Regions from separate parts of the Homo sapiens genome. Here regions 1 and 2 are each linked to region 3. The links are chromatin contacts, found by Hi-C or POLR2A ChIA-PET in ENCODE. All regions are on one chromosome and are shown on one strand. Each heading gives the region's core, a stretch centred on a gene start or an enhancer-like site at or near the end of the contact. The rest is flanking DNA. Distances are from core to core; before and after follow the strand shown.

Evidence for each region. A loop is a pair of places that touch in the nucleus more often than their neighbours do. ChIA-PET counts read pairs that join two places held with the same protein, here RNA polymerase II (POLR2A). Pooled maps may share reads with other maps.
Region 1: a map of endothelial cell of umbilical vein shows a loop between it and region 3 (2.7-fold over the local background). The contact joins two enhancer-like sites. A Hi-C loop is called at or near these places in 4 of 168 maps with a recorded cell type or tissue (HCT116, PC-9, endothelial cell of umbilical vein and 1 more) and 8 of 50 pooled maps. POLR2A ChIA-PET finds 5 or more read pairs at or near these places in 1 of 52 experiments (HEK293T).
Region 2: a pooled map shows a loop between it and region 3 (2.7-fold over the local background). The contact joins two enhancer-like sites. A Hi-C loop is called at or near these places in 2 of 168 maps with a recorded cell type or tissue (ovary and right cardiac atrium) and 3 of 50 pooled maps. POLR2A ChIA-PET finds 5 or more read pairs at or near these places in 1 of 52 experiments (activated T-cell).

The regions. Positions count from the first base shown.
Region 1 is chr18:9,950,394-9,954,005 of GRCh38, reverse strand. VAPA (VAMP associated protein A) reads right to left here. Exons shown (of 6, transcript NM_194434.3): 5 at 3,438-3,611. Among named protein-coding and RNA genes, the nearest start is that of VAPA, 38 kb to the right of the region's middle. Within about 2 kb of position 1,250, at least 2 of the 41 ENCODE cell types and tissues checked have a DNase peak (open chromatin) inside an H3K27ac peak, as active enhancers do.
Region 2 is chr18:9,592,976-9,596,722 of GRCh38, reverse strand. It overlaps PPP4R1 (protein phosphatase 4 regulatory subunit 1), which reads left to right. Exons shown (of 20, transcript NM_001042388.3): 3 at 1,570-1,705; 4 at 2,849-2,955. Among named protein-coding and RNA genes, the nearest start is that of PPP4R1, 20 kb to the left of the region's middle. Within about 2 kb of position 1,647, at least 3 of the 41 ENCODE cell types and tissues checked have a DNase peak (open chromatin) inside an H3K27ac peak, as active enhancers do.
Region 3 is chr18:9,769,679-9,773,120 of GRCh38, reverse strand. The region is part of intron 1 of RAB31 (RAB31, member RAS oncogene family); the gene reads right to left. Among named protein-coding and RNA genes, the nearest start is that of RAB31, 63 kb to the right of the region's middle. RefSeq lists an enhancer at 1,707-1,756. Within about 2 kb of position 1,525, at least 19 of the 41 ENCODE cell types and tissues checked have a DNase peak (open chromatin) inside an H3K27ac peak, as active enhancers do.

The sequences.
Region 1 (3,612 bases), core at 1-2,500, 180 kb before region 3:
AACGAGACTACTGGAGCTAAAAATCTATAGGGACGGAAAGTAGATTAGTGGTTGCCTATGGCTGGGGACGGAAAAGGGGATTAACTGCTAACCACATAAGGAAACTTTCCGGGGGTGATAGACATTCTAAAACTGAACTATAGTGATGGTTACAAAGTTCTATGTATCAATGAATTGTACACTCACAGTGGGTGTCTCCATGGGATATAAATTATACCTCAATAACACTGATTTTTTAAAACTGGAGCTGAGAAATGTATTCCTAAAAAGCAAAAGTTAGATAGGCTATATTTACCTTTTTTTAAATCCCACTAAAAATATAATTAAAGAAGAGTACTTCCAAGGTGGCCCATGGTATTTAAAATCAGTTACATCCGTCCTAGCCCAATCAGCCAAAAACTACCCAGACCTGTAGTCTGCCATTTGGGTTTACTGACACACTGCAACTAAGGAACCGGAACAGCAGAGGCACAAAAGGGTGTTCTTGCCGTAAACAGAGATATGGTATCACAGAATTTGGGGGAAGGAAACAGTTTAGCGTGAAATTTAAGTAACAGTGTTTTTATATGCTCAAAGCAAAGCAGAGGGCTGTGTGTAAAGTGGTAGCACCAGGTCTCGACTGCAAAGCAGAGAAAGAATACTGTTTCTTCAGAAACTACAAATTTAGATGAGAAATGTACATAGGAAACCCTTATCTGAAGCTCTGCACCTGGACTGGAAAATGAGGGTGCTTCTCTGTGTCAAAATGACTTAGATCCTCCAGTCAAGAGTAGGCTGCTTCATTCTTGCTGATATGGCTTCACACAGCACTATGTCTTTAGAGCAGAAGGTTTCTCAGAAGAAAGCAGAAGTCACTCCAAGCAGGAGGTTGTTATGACACTGTGTGCAATGTGAACCTTGGGAAAAATACTAATACCTGTTAACTACACAGTTGTCTTTATCTCTGTCTGTTAACCAATCTGATAAATGGCAGGACAGTTTTTTACTTTTTTCAGTACAAGGCAATATTTTCTCCCATGATTCCTTTATTGTGCTTATAAATAAACACTAACTAAAAGAGTACACCTAATGGCACAGTTTTATTTGCATTACTGGATTTTCTGGAGTTGGGTTTTTTTGGTCTCATGCTAATTAGTCCTATATAAACAGTAATTCTCAGTTTCAGCTACACATCACAAACATCTACAGAACTTTTAATACTCCTGTGATTGTGACTCATTAGGTCTGGGGCAAGCCTGGTCAACTGTAACTTTTTAAAGCTCACTAGGTGATTCACATGCAGTGTGAATTAAGAACCACAGGGCTAGGGGAATTAAAAGGGATAGTGAACAGACAGGAGCAAGAAAGTGAACCTGGCAAAAAATTATGGTGGGCCTGTGTATAGGGTCTGAAATTCTGTAAGCCAGTGGGTCTTCAAGGGTTTTGTTTTTTTTTTTTTTTTGAGACGATGTTTTGCTCGTCACCCAGGCTGGAGTACAATGGCGTGATCTCGCTCACTGCAACCTCTGCCTCCTGGGTTCAAGTGATTCTCCTGCCTCAGCCTCCCAAGTAGCTGGGATTACAGGCACCCACCACCACACCCGGATAATTTTTGTATTTTTAATAGAGACGGGGTTTCACCACGTTGGCCAGGCTGGTCTGGAACTCCTGACCTCAGGTGATCCACACGCCTCAGCCTCCCAAAGTGCTGGGATTACCGGTGTGAGCCACCCGCCCAGCCCAGCTTTTTTGTTTTACTTTTCCAGCAGCAGAATCATCTCTCAAATAAAATCTCATACAGAACACTAGCATAAAAAGAGTAGAAACCAGGAATAAAGTCTCTCTCACCTACTTCCCTGGTTCACTCTTCCTATTTTCCAGCCCTGCCCCATCTATGTCATTCTCACTGTTTCCACTTCTCCCCTCCCTGCCAGAGGTAAACAGTGGCTTTTGAAAGAAATCTATTGAGCACCCTAAGGAGCACATCTTTATCAAAGAACAGAACTATGGAAGTCATGGCAGATGAAGTAAAAGTAACCAACAACATCCTTTAAAAGATCCATGGCGTGTAGGTGTGAAATAAAGATATTCTTTCCGCTACCCAGACAAGTGCTTGGAAGCAGACGGGTACCCCTCGAGGGGGTACTATGAAACATCAAGCATGAAGAGACACAAAAATTCACTTTAAAAAGCATTTCAGCAAAGGAGTTCACAGATCGACTTAAAACACAGTGCCTTTAATTTAGAGTGTAGTTCCTACATACACCTAACAAAAGGAATAATCAAATAACTCCCATCATTTAGCTTATTTTAGTTACATACATTTTTGTATCATCTACTTTGCTGCAAAGAGCTTCAAACAAAGCCTAGAGAGCAACGTATAGGTATTTAGGTCTTGAAACAAGTAATTACTTGTCAAAGACAAATTATTCATAAATTTCAGACATATTCAAATCAGTCCTCCTTCGCCATCCATTTAATTCAATCAAATACATGAATGACTACCACATGCATGTATGGTGAATGCAGAGATAAATGAAGCACTGCCCTTGCCACCAAGGCAATTACTGCCCACTAGAGGGAGAAAGGCCTCTAACAAGTAAGAGCAGTAGAAGGCGATCAGCATAGTGGAGGCACAAAGCAGACATGACAAATCGATTTTTTTCTTCTTTTGGAGAGGGTCCCAGCAAAGGCTATATGCTGTAGTAGCAAAACGTCAATGTGTGTATGTGCTGTGTCGGGAGGGGCAGGGTTCTGGGCCTTTCCAGTCACAGTGAAGAGCTTACACTAAAGCAAAGAGGGGTGATAAACAGATGCTTCTCCAGCATACTCCAGCCCAATGCTGCCCCACGCAAATACAATGTGAGCTTCAAATGTGAGCCCCGTATGTAAAGTTAAATTTTCCAACAGTACATTTAAAAAGTAAAAAGAAATGGGTAAAATTCATTTTAATAATATATTTGATTCAACCCAATATACCCAAACTACTATTTCAGTATGTAACCATTAAAAAAAAAAGATTTTACCTTTTTCTGTACTAACTCTTCAACATCAGTATTTTACACTCAACAGCACAGCTCAATTTGAACAAATCCCATTTCAGTGCTCAACAGCCCTAGGTGACTAATGGCTATGATGTGGGACAACACAATCCTAGGCAGTTCAGTATGACTAGGGCACAAAATGGGAAGGACATGAGAAACAAGAGCAGAAGCTGGCAATACTGCAGGCCAGATCACAAATAATTAGAATGTGTGCTAAAGTAAGGAACTTGCAGCAATGAGAAACCACGGGAAGACTGTTAAAAGAGGAGTAGGGTGGGGAGCAAAGGCACTGGGGCAAAGAAGAAAGAACTGACCAAGCAAAAATTTAAAAGCTAATTGCTAAAATGGCCTAATAACACTCACATGTCCTATACCTTCATTTCAATCAATTTATTTTCAACCAACAGAACTTACTCTCAGGTGCCGATTTTCTTCTGATAGCTTCATCATTTCTCCCTGAAGTCTTTTACACTCTTCCATTAGTTTCCTTGTTTCGGTATCATTAAGTGAAACACTGTGTGGTTTTGGCATAGGTCCATCTTGCTTAGATGCATTCAGTGGAACAGCTTTGCTAGGTTCCATATCATTC
Region 2 (3,747 bases), core at 398-2,897, 180 kb after region 3:
GCCCTAACAGCAATAACAGTTCATCAGGAAATGATGAATCTTTTCTGTCTCTCATATAGCAACATTTGGGAGGAGTTTCTTAGGTGGTTTTCTTTTTCTCTCTTAAGAGCTAAAGGAGCAACGACAAAATCTCATTGTGAGTGATGAACAGATTTATTTGTTTCAAAAATACTTAAATGCTTACTTTGTGCCTGGAAATATCCTGGAGATGAAGCAGTGTATGGGATAAAAATTTCTGTCCTCATGGAGCCAATAACTTACTCTAGAGAGACAGACTATAAGTAAAACAACTAATACGTACCAGATGTTGACAGGCACTATTGAGAAAGTAAATCAAGTAATGCAGGGGATAGAATAGGAAGTGCCAGGAAATAATAATAAAAATTTCTTGGAAAGCTCTTAGGGCTTTGGGAAAGGCCCTGATTTACCTCTGGATCGCATCCTTTCCAACCCCATGGTGTTTCCATCAGTAATATTTTCTTATTGCTAAAACTTCAATTTATATTTATTTGTTGACTGTTTACTTTCATTATATAACCATGTGCAACTCTGTCTTCTTTTAAACATTAGGAACAGAACAAAATAAATAATCTTTATTTTGCTTGAATGCCCTGGCTAGTAATCTAATCCAGTTTACTATATCACAGCCACAGTTCTGGAAAGTATATTTTGTATTCATTGTCTTCACTTTATTATATTTTCCTTTACCTCTTCAGTCAGGTTTGGCTTCTCGGCTTTCATGCAATGGAAAATTGCCCTTGTCACACAGCATGGCACAAAAGTACCAAATTCAGTGGGCACCTTTCAGTTCTTCCTTGACTCCTTTGGTAGTAGATGCTGTTTAATCATACTTTCACTCATTGCTTGGTTCCTTTGAAATAATTACCTTTTGGTTAGTTTTTAGCCATTCTTTCTTGGTCTTCTCTTCCTTCTCCTGCAGCTTGAATGGGTGTCTGGCCTTTTAGTTTGTATTAATACATACTTTTATTACAATGATCATTTTAAAGTAGATTGTTTTCTGTAGAATATTAGCTCTTTGAAGTCAGAAACATTAGTATTTTCATTGTTGTTTCTCCAGCATCTACCCTAGTACTTGGCACAAATGTATTTAATAAATATTTGTTTAATGAATGTAAATATATTAATGTTTTTAGCTTTCTTCTATTAAGTGAAGTTAGATACCAGTTTCATTAGCTTTATCTTCCACATTGCAGGACTAACTATATTGGTGCTTGACTTTTTGTGTGCCTATTCACAAGTTGTTAGTGTCTTGATTGAACATGTTCTCAAGACTGGTCACTTTCCTGCATACTGAGTTTCTGTAGCCTCTGACCTTTGTGCTTTTAGAGCCAAGTAGAACTTTGTGCTTATAGAGCCAAGTAGAACATATCTGTAGGAAAAGGAGAGGAGGTATCTTTTAGTTATTTGTGGCTTCTGGATTGATTCTGAGAGTCTCTTGTGATTTTTTTTTTGTACCATTCCAGAAACAGATTTGTACTGCTTCAGACAGGCAAGGGGTACATTTTAGTTTCAAAGTGTTATAAGGAGTATTTCTGATGTCTCTGATAGTTGGTGTGGATGACTACAGCTCAGAGTCTGATGTGATTATTATACCTTCAGCCCTGGACTTTGTCTCACAAGATGAAATGTTGACGCCCCTGGGGAGATTGGACAAGTATGCTGCAAGTGAGAACATATTTAACAGGTATGTGCATATTCTTTTTGTTAAAGTGGAAGTGGAAGGGTGGTTTTATTAACTTCAGTAGGGAAAATGAAAGTATCCACTTTAAAGGAGGTATTATTAACAGGCACAATCTGAGTCACCAAGTTTTATTCATAATCACAGCATGAGCAGTTTTGTACTTGTTTATTCTTTGATCCTAGTAAGCATACAACATGCTTTCTTTGCAAAAAAAAAAATTACCATTAATTACCATTGCTTTTCTGCCACTGGACATAATTTTGGTATTCATATAAATTGCTTATTGGGAAGTACATTATTCCTTCAACACATGATGTTGTATACCTGCTGTATGACGGGTGATGCTCAAGATCATTGGGTCACACAGCAGTGACCAAGAGCCAGCACTCTTCCTACTGCATTGTGTTTGTCCAGCCATGATCCCAGACCACCTATATCACACTTTTCTGGGAAATCAAAAAGTCTTGGTTCAGATTTTTTGGGTATAGCTATGCAAAACTCATACTACTAAAAATATGTAAGGGTAACATTTTGTATAATGAATGAGTGTGTTTTTTCATTGTGATAATTGAAGGACAACTGAAATGAATTTTTGGTGACTTTTTACCAAATCAGTTAGATAAAGATTAAAAAAAAATGTTGTAAATATTCAGTCTCATCTTGTTAAAATAAAATCAATACTGCCGTTTGCCACTTAGGAAATTATAGACCTAATATATGTTTTAATAATGTAATAAGAAAAAATTTTCTTAAAAAATATACAGATTTTGTCTTTTAAAATTCTAGATATCGGCCAGGTGCAGTGACTCATGCCTGTAATCCCAGCACTTTGGGAGGCCAAGGCAGGTGGATTGCTTGAGCCCGGGAGTTTGAGACCAGCCTGGGCAACATGGTGAAACAGCATCTCTACTAAAGATATTTAAAAATTAGCCAGGTGTGGTGGTGCATGCCTGTAGTCTCAGCTACTCAGGAGGCTGAGGTGGGAGGATTACCTGAGCCAGGGAAGTCAATGCTGCAGTTAGCCGTGATCACACCATTACACTCCGGCCTGGGCAACAGGAATGAGGCCCTGTCTCAAAAAATTAAAATTCTGGATATTAGCTATTGATGCCATTGAACATACATAATTTTGTTTTTTTTGTGTAGACAAATGGTGGCCCGGAGTTTGCTCGATACCTTGAGGGAAGTCTGCGATGATGAAAGAGATTGTATTGCTGTTTTGGAAAGAATTAGCAGATTGGCCGATGATTCAGGTATATGTGGAGAAAGTGAATTTACTCTATTCTAGAAAGGCTTCTTTGATCAAATTTGTGTTTCTAAAAACTAATGAACAAGTTAATGTGATATGAGATAGCTTTAAAATATTTCCTAAGTAATTATCAAACCCATCAGTGACAACAAAAGTAAAATTTGTTACTGAGACCTGGACATTTTACAGTGGGCTCATTTAGTTTAATTTTAGAAATTTCTCATCAAAACAAATCTAAAAACATTGTTTTGCATCATGTATAGTAATATTTTAGGATTAATAAAAATATATAGAATAATTTTGAATACATTAAAAGAGATGGAGGAGGCTGTAAATTATTTTAGGCAACTATAGAAAGCTTGCTTTCTGTGTGGTTTCTCACTTGCAAAAAAATGTTGATTAACCATTTGTAAAACTAAAGCTGGTTTATCTCCAAAGTGAAGATAAGAAAGTCTGCTTAAGAAAGAGGTAAACTTGATTTAAGGCTTAGAAAATGGTGATGTTAAAGTTTTTATAAATATATCTTTTGTTGTAGTAAAATATACTTAAAACTTAACACATAAAACTATTTTAAGGTAATATTAAACATATTTTTATACTTGATTTTAGAAACCATCCAAAAATCTTAAAACTTTTTCCCTTAAATCTATTATCTTTATTAAAGTATATTTTCTACCTCTGACAGACTTTTTGGCATCTCAGCAAGCCCTATTTTTTAATTTTTAGACAAGCTCATCTTTTGATGAACAGTTCATTTTAATGGGAATGTGTTAAATGTTTACATAAGCCTTAAATG
Region 3 (3,442 bases), core at 276-2,775:
GAGCAGCCTGCACTGACCCTGAGCCCTAACAAACACAGCACCAAAGCTGCTGTTTATCTGCATCGTGCAAATCGATGCACAGAGTTCAAAGAGGTGACGGCAGAATCAAAACATCAGCTCCTGAGATGCCAATTGATGCCGCTGCTATTTCTGAGCTGCACCTCAAGTATGGATTCTGGCTCATGTTCCCTCGCAGTCCCCCAAACCACAACTCTTTTCATCTCAGTTGTTCTTAAGACCCCCTGTGGAGGAGCAAATCCTTGCCAGACTGTAGCCCACGTAGCCCCCAAGAAACTGGACACTGAGGAACTGTGACAGCCTGCCCTGCCCTGCCCTTGAAGATTAGGAAATTGCCCCTTACAGCAGGCAGCACACTTTCATGAGGCCAGCTGATTCCTACAAACTGCCAAGGAGGCAGGGTGGGGACCTCTCCCCAACACCGACCACGCTCATTTCTACCTTTCTCCATCACAGTTTAGGAATTCTCCTTCTCAGGGCTATTCCATTCAATCGTTCATTCACTCATTCTTCACTCGCCCAACAGGCATTCCCCAAACCCTCCCTTTCCCATGCCAACAGCAGGCTAGACCCCATTGGCGGGGAGATACCATTCCACCCTCCCTGGCCTCCAGGAGTTCTTAAGCAGGGCCAGGCACACGGCAGGAGGACCAGCACACAGTGGTGATGGGGCTGCCCCACCTGTGGCCCCTCTGAGCTCAGGAGACAACTCCTCGATTTGCTCCTTTTTTTCATTCCTTGATACCCAGGCTTACCCTATCACCCAGTGACAAACCTCGCCTGGTTTCTGTGTGCCCCGGGGCCTTCCTCCTTAGGCTGCAGGTGCTTGCTCAGTTCCCTCACGTGCCCCTGGGGCACAGGGCTGAGGGTGCATCTTCTCGGTGGGGGCGCTGGTCTGAAAAGCACCCCTTTGGAATCTATCATTTACTCTCCCAAGGGATGTGCTCAAAACAATGGACACAAGTCTCAAAGCAGCCAACAAATCAATCCTGCAAGGCCAGCCCCAAAACGCCCTTGAAGGCGGAAAAGGGAAGAAGTCACTTGACAATGCTCAATGTTCAGCTTTACTCATCATCCTCTACAAAGGGCTCAAGCGTCAACGCCAACTTGTCTGAAGAGTTACAGCAGCAAGTCTGCTCAAATTTAGATATAAGCACTGATTTTTCAAACAACAAAGTCACTGTCTCTTTATTTTGAAACATTTTAACTCTCACCTCTTTTAGAATGCACTGTCAAATGTACATTCTTACACACTTGATAGGAAAGAAATAACAGGACGAAAGGATAGACAAAGTTTTAGTTTGTCTCAGAAAGGGAAACATTTCTGCAAAGAACACCACCATCGAATCCTCTCTGACCCGTGGCTTGGGACCGCTCAAGTGGATGCAGTTCCCGACCTCCAGGGGCGACTGCTGTTCCTCGGCTGGCCACCAGGGGCACACCCTACCCGCGGTTTGCTGAGGACAGGCCAGGAGCCAGGCTAAGGAGTCACTCCGCGCTGGGAATGCCCTTCCCCGCAGGAAACTCGCTAGGGCTGTGACACACACACAAGGAAAGTGCCAGGGTAATAGTGGCTGTCGCATGTGAAGACACAGAGGTAGGACTCAGAAAAGAGAATGAAGCCTACTGGGTGAAGAAGGAGCCTTGGAAGAGAGAGACAGGATCAGAGAGGCCTGTCTTTAGGGCCACACTGACGGAAACCCATCTATGTATATATTATTCCATTTCGTAAGATTCTGAGAATACCACAGGCCGTCTTGTCCAGTCCCCTCGTTTTGGTAAAGAGGAAACAGTGTGACTTCCTCAAGGTCACATAGCTGGTTGGTAGAGTCAGAACCAAACTCTTTTGAGTCCTAGTCAAAACCTCTTAAGGCTCTCACTAGGTTAAATCAACTTCCCTGCTAAGTGTACATTTTTCCTTTATTTTTTTAAGAGAGAGGGTCTTGCTCTGTCACCCAGGCTGGAATGCAGTGGTGCAATCATAGCTCACTGCAGCCTCGAACTCCTGAGCTCAAGTGATCCTCTCGCTTCAGCCTCTCCAGTAGCCGAGACTACAGGTGTGCACCGCCACACCCTGCTATTTTTAAATGTTAGGGGTTTTTTTGCAGAGACAAGGTCTTGCTATGTGGGGCAGGCTAACGCAAACTCCCAGGCTCAAATGATCCTCCGGCCTCAGCCTCCCAAAGTGCTGGGGTTATAGGCTTGAGTCACCACACTGGCCTAAATTTCTCAAAAAAAAAAAAAAAAAAAGTCAAATTTCTAGAACTCACAAGTACTTTACTAGTGCTTTCTGGTTTCACGTTGCATAGCTCAAGTTACTCATAGCCTGACAGGCTCTGAAGATAGCCGCTGCAGCCTTAACAGTAATGAAAGGGGCTCAAATTATTGACTGCCGGGGAGACATTAGAATAAACCCGATTCTGACTCCAGAACCTGAAATAAAGTACAGTAAAACCCTACCTGTGGGCCAGATAGTGTTTCATTGTATAATCATTTGTATAGTCGATATCAGAGACGTACTCATGCCCAGCAATTGGTTCCATCTACTTCCTGGGAAATGGATCCCTCATATGAGATTCCTCTCTGAGAACAACCACTTATTCTGAAATGACAACCCCTGCTGTTTGAATTGTCACACTTATTAATCACATGTAAATCTATAATTATGAAATCAGGAACCACAAAGTTTTGGCTGCTGCCACACAAAACGCTAGGCACCACCAATCTGTGAAAACCAAGCACTAACACTTGATTCATTCCTGGACTCCTGCAACGGCCTTCAAGCTTCCTATCCCTCCAGATTAAGAATGATACCTCCCACTACAAGGAGGAGCTGCTAACATTCCTTTTGAAACTATTCCAAACAATAGAAAAGAGGGACTCCTCCCTAACTCATTTTATGAGGCCAGCATCATCCTGATACCAAAACCTGGCAGAGACACAACAAAAAAAGAAAATTTCAGGCCCATATCCCTGATGAACACCAACGCAAAAATCCTCAATAAAATACTGGCAAACTGAATCCAGCAGCATGTCAAAAAGCTTATCCACCACAATCAAGTTGGCTTTATCCCCGGGACGCAAGGCTGGTTCAACATATGCAAATCAATAATCGTAATCCATCACATAAACAAAACCAATCACAAAAACTACATGACATGATTATCTCAATAGATGCAGAAAAGGCCTTTGATAAAATTCAACACGACTTCATGCTAAAAACTCTCAATAAACTAGGTATTGATGGAATGTATCTCAAAATAATAAGAGCTACTTATGACAAACCCACAGCCAGTATCACACTGAATGGGCAAAAGCTGGAAGCATTCCCTTTGAAAACCGGCACAAGGATGCCCTCTCTCACCACTCCTATTCAGCATAGTATTGGAAATTCTAGCCAGGGCAACCAGGCAAGAGAAAGAAA